Regions from separate parts of the Homo sapiens genome. Here region 2 is linked to region 1. Evidence: read pairs that join two places in POLR2A ChIA-PET (ENCODE). Cell type or tissue: endothelial cell of umbilical vein. All regions are shown on one strand. Region 1 overlaps XXYLT1 (xyloside xylosyltransferase 1). Region 2 overlaps LSG1 (large 60S subunit nuclear export GTPase 1).

Region 1 (2,500 bases):
ATGACTAAAAACTGCCATTTGTTGAGTCCTTGCCTTGTGACAGACACTGTGAAGGGCATATTTACTCATTCACTCATTGATCCAACACCCTAAAACCTAGTCATCATCTTTCCAGATACTGTGCCAGCCCCTAAACGAGGTATGTGCTCCCGGGCAAGTCATTTAACCCCTCTGTGCTGGATTCTCTCGCCTTTAAGATGGGAAACTACCATATCCGCCTTCCTACCTTATATGGTGGCAGTGCAGATCGGGAATCAGCACATGTAAAGCACTTAGAATAGTGACTAACCTCTAATAATTGCTCAGTTAATGTCAACTGTCACTGCTGCTGCTGCTGCTATTACCTGACGAGGACAACTACATAAAGCAACTTGTTTATCTACTGAAAGTAATCATAGTAGCTTTTACTATACAAGAGACTGGAAGGTAACATCTCCATCCTAAAGGTTCTAAGTCTCATTCTCCCAATAAATCAATTAGTCCTATATGCAAATGGGCAAGCCTCAGAGCCGCAGAGCCAGACTCACTAGACGAGCACAGTGTGTTACTCATGCTGCCAAAAGCTTATAAACAGCTCCGTGGAGGAGGAAACATCCTGCTTGTTTTTCATTCTCCCTCCTCCCCCACTCCCCTGAAACCTAGCAATAAGCCGAGGTCTGCTTTCCCCATCAAGAGTGTAGATCTTAATACAAAAAGTCACTGACGAAAGGAAGGAAATTAATAAAAAGAACAAAAGACCTTACATTTTTCATCCCTTTATGTGAAATCTATTTTTTCTCTCAACAATAAAAACAACTGCCTCCCTATAAACGGTAAGGATTAAAACGTTTAGCATGGGGCTGCCAAAACAACTCCCTGAACCCCAAAAAATTACTGAGAAACTTCTAATGTGCCTGTACTAACGTATGTACCAACAATAGAAGAATTCCTAAATCTATAAAGAAGATTAACTATGTTATGATAGCTTATATCACGTTTTTACACACTTCATCTCCTTTCTTTTCTATAAAGCCTTGTGAGGTGCATGTTCTTATCCTCATTTTATAAGTCAAGAAACGGAAGCTCGGGCAGGACAAATAATTGATGAGCTCATATAATGAGAAAGCAAGAATGGGGTTCAGGTTTGGGGCTCTAAATTCATTACCCTGTTCCACTCACTGTGTGTGATGTGGTTTGGCTGTGTCCCCACCCAAATCTCACCTTGAATTGTAATCCTCATAACCCCCACGCATCGTGAGAGGGACCTGGTAAGAAGTGATTGGATCATGGGGGCAGTTTCCCCCACGCTGTTCTAGTAATAGTCAGTTCTCATGAGATCTGATGGTTTGATAAGCATCTGGCATTTCCCCTACTGGCCCTCAGTCCCTCCTGACCCCTGGGAAGAAGGTGCCTGCCTCTCCTTTGTCTTCTGCCATGATTGTAAGTTTCCTAAACAATGTGGAACTGTGAGTCGAAACCTCTTTCATTTATAAATTACCCAGTCTCGGGTATTTCTTCGTAGCGGTGTGAGAACAGACGAATACAGTGTGTCTCCCACTGAACTCTTGGGATTCAGGCTACGATTGGTCTGTCCTTTGGGTCTCTGAAAAATTGGCTTCCATCTGTTGTGGCCAGTGCCAGAAGGTCTGGTTCTAGGAATCCAAAAAGGTTAGGTCATTTTCAGGAATCCAGGGGACTCAAGTCCCTCCAGAATGATCCAAAGCTCTGCTATGGTTGCAAACAGGAAGGGAGTGAAACTACCAAGGAGCCCAGAACCCAACTGTTACCCACCCTGGTCCCCAGGAAAGGGGCAATTTGGGACCAACTAGGACTCTACCCCTCAACAGTCCAAGACTAGAAGGGAACCAGTGTGAAGGCTGAATGGTCAGAAAAAAACTGGAAGGCCTGACACTTCCCAGGATCGAAGGGCTATGTGATCCACTTGGCTGCCCTAGACCATCTGTGAGGCATATCATTTTGAGAGAAGAACACTGCCTTAAATTCTGGAATGAAAATCTTTTGTTAGAATACAGGCTGAATTTATAATCTACAAAGGAAGAGAAAGAGAAAAGACACACAAATGGCCTAGTTTGTGCAACACTGTCCAGCACACTTAAACTCATTTAATCAGCATCATTGAGCTATGAGCAAAGACAACCATCAGAGCAAGATACACAGGTGGGCCCTGCACAAAGACCACCCGTGTAAGGCCCTGTGTCGGTCCTTTTATTAAGAGTGAGTTAATTCAGTGCAAAAGAACAATGGACAAGCTTGGCAATTGCTTCAGTTTTACAACAGACGATATCAATTTTTCACATAACTTTCCAAAATGCTAAATGTGACTGGCTTTTAGCCCAATATGTGGAGCTCTCCATACCTCAGTTGACCTCCTTTTGGATTTCAAGCTGTCAAACACCTTTAGATCATAACAAAGGGCTAACTGAACGGCATGATCTTTAAACCGAAAACATGATTAAACCTTTGCCTTTAAACTGAAACCATGATTAAAATCCCAACTCAC
Region 2 (2,500 bases), 540 kb before region 1:
TACTGGGGGCTCATTATGTGCCAGGCATTGAGCTTAGTGCTACACACACACACACACACACACACACACACACACAGACAGACACACACACACACACACACACACACACACACACAGACAGACACACACACACACACACACACACACACACACACACACACACACACAGAGTTTTCATTTATTTCCCATAATAATCTCATGAGATAGGCCCTGTTCATCTCCATTTTACTATGGGGAAACCCCCAAATAGCATGTTCTCATTTGAAAAGGAGAAATAGTAATCTCACAGACTTGTTACATATTTGTACTGAGAAGACGCACGTAAAACAGAACTATTTCTAGCAGGGTTAGCTTTCAAGAAATGTTAGCTGTTATCGTTACTAGGCAAATATAGAGATAGGCATATAAACAGCTATACTACAAAGAAGACTGTGACAATAGTTGCAATCATAACAAGCAAAGGGCTGTAGGAGACAAAAAAAGCCAGATGCATATATTGGTGATTTTCACTCATAATAGGTGTTCAGAGATCTCCATCTTTTGTAATGTCTATAATCCATATAATGTTAACTACCCTACATCAAGAACACAACTCCAGTTTCAATGAAAAAATATTTCCTTTATAATCGAACAGGTTACCATTATCTAAGAACGCAGAATGTGGAAAAGACTTGTGTATTGGAGAGCATGAGAGGCAGGGTTCACTTACACTGACATAGTCCTTCAGGATGTAGCGCGCAGATCGAGGCTGGTCTGGCTGTCCATGCGCTGTCATGAATCCTCGCATGTCTGTGGAGAGAAAAGAATTTTGCAAAATCTTAGATGACAGAATATCACAACAAAGACAACTGAGGTGATGTAGCTTCTATTACTAAGCATTCTTACTCTTGGATTTTAAAAAATTAGGTATCATTGTAGAATATATATTGTTTAGCATTAAAAACACTAGATAATCCAGGAGAATATTTACTTATATCTGATATCCTAAAAATGCCACCTAGCACCACGCTATGAAAGACAAATTCGATTTCTCTCTACTCCAGTTATTTCTTCTCTTTATTTTATTTTTATTTTATTTTTTGTTGAGATGGAGTCTCGTTCTGTTGCCCAGGCTGGAGTGCAGAGGCACAATCTTGGCTCACTGCAACCTCCACCTCCCAGGTTCAAGCAATTCTGATGCCTCAGCCTCCCAAGTACCTGGGATTACAGGCGCATGCCACCACGCCTGGCTACTTTTTGTATTTTTAGTAGAGATGGGGTTTCACCACGTTGTTCAGGCTGGTCTTGAACTCCTGACCTCAGGTGATCCACCCACTTCGGCCTCCCAAAGTGCTGGGATTACAAGCGTGAGGCACTACACCCAGCCTCCTTATTTTAAACATTTATTCATGGAGGCTACCTGTAGGAGAATGCTACGCTATCAATACTACTTGCAAAACAGAAAGCAACAGAGAAGTTTTCTTACTGAATGATGTACCTACATTTTTTTCCCCAGTAAGATCCCTTTAATACTAACTCAATTAGAAAAGCAGCGAAGCATGGTGGTTAAGAACACGGCTTCAGCAGACAGGCTGCGTTCAAAACTCAGTTCCCTCACATACTAGCTGTCGACTGGCTTTTCCAGTTTCGAAGAAAATAGTTAGAATCCTAATTTACACAATATACAACAATAAATTTCGTCAGATTAAAAATCTAAATGTTAAAAAAGTAAGTAAATATTACAGGAAGATAGTTTTATCTTTTTGGGAGGGAGAAGACCTTCCCAAGTAAAACACCAAACCCAGTCAAACCAAAAAGGAAAAATATAGTCTATTAAAATTGTCAACTTCTTTGGGGCCAAAGAAACCATAAATTAACATTGGAAAAAATGTGTAGCACATATAACAAAGAACTTTTACAAATCATTAAGACAGAACCATGTATAGGAAAATGTGATTCCCAGAAGAAAAATAAATGGTCACAAAACATTTGGAAAGATGCTCAACTTCACTAGTATTTAAAGAAATACAAAGTAAAATGAGAGTAATCTGGCAATATCTTTGAAAATTTACTGTCAGAGATTTTCTTCTATATGGACTTGCAGATAGTGAACTTAGAAATTGTACGTGTGGTCATTTGCTTTTACAAACTGGCTTTTTCCTTACTCTGATTTTATCAGGCAGCATTAGATGAAACATCTTAAAAGACTCACATTATTTTCAGTTGTATCGGAAGTACAATCAAACTGGAAGTTTGGTGGAAGTCCACCTTTCTGCATTTTGCAGGCTAACATCCTGCAGGGAGATCTCACCCAGGCTATTCCACTGACCAGCCACCTCACCTTGGGTCAGCTCAGGCTCTGAGTTCGGATGATTACTCTTAAAAGCAGGGGCTAGGAGGTGAGGTGATCTTTAAGGTCTTTTCTTGTTCTATGAATCTGTAATTAGAATAGTCTTACCACAAGTGTTTAGTATTTATCCTCTTTAGAGTCTCTAAGTTCAAGGTTTAAGTGTGATTCATA

The links. Peaks named below come from ENCODE experiments on the same cell type or tissue, not always from the same donor. Only the 100,000 strongest peaks of a DNase experiment are listed, where the experiment ranks them.
Region 2: POLR2A ChIA-PET joins it to region 1 with 6 read pairs; 2 of 35 experiments call an interaction of 5 or more read pairs at or near these places.

Annotation. Positions count from the first base shown.
Region 1 is chr3:195,181,999-195,184,498 of GRCh38, forward strand. The region is part of intron 2 of XXYLT1 (xyloside xylosyltransferase 1); the gene reads right to left. Among named protein-coding and RNA genes, the nearest start is that of XXYLT1-AS2, 35 kb to the left of the region's middle. RefSeq lists an enhancer at 2,240-2,500. In endothelial cell of umbilical vein, no CTCF peak of the experiment used is centred here; DNase peaks (open chromatin) are centred at 613 and 1,283; H3K27ac peaks cover 2,345 bases.
Region 2 is chr3:194,645,455-194,647,954 of GRCh38, forward strand. It overlaps LSG1 (large 60S subunit nuclear export GTPase 1), which reads right to left. Exons shown (of 14, transcript NM_018385.3): 12 at 710-789. It overlaps TMEM44-AS2 (TMEM44 antisense RNA 2), which reads left to right. Exons shown (of 2, transcript NR_186047.1): 2 at 1-1,975. Among named protein-coding and RNA genes, the nearest start is that of TMEM44, 13 kb to the left of the region's middle. In endothelial cell of umbilical vein, no CTCF peak of the experiment used is centred here; no DNase peak of the experiment used is centred here.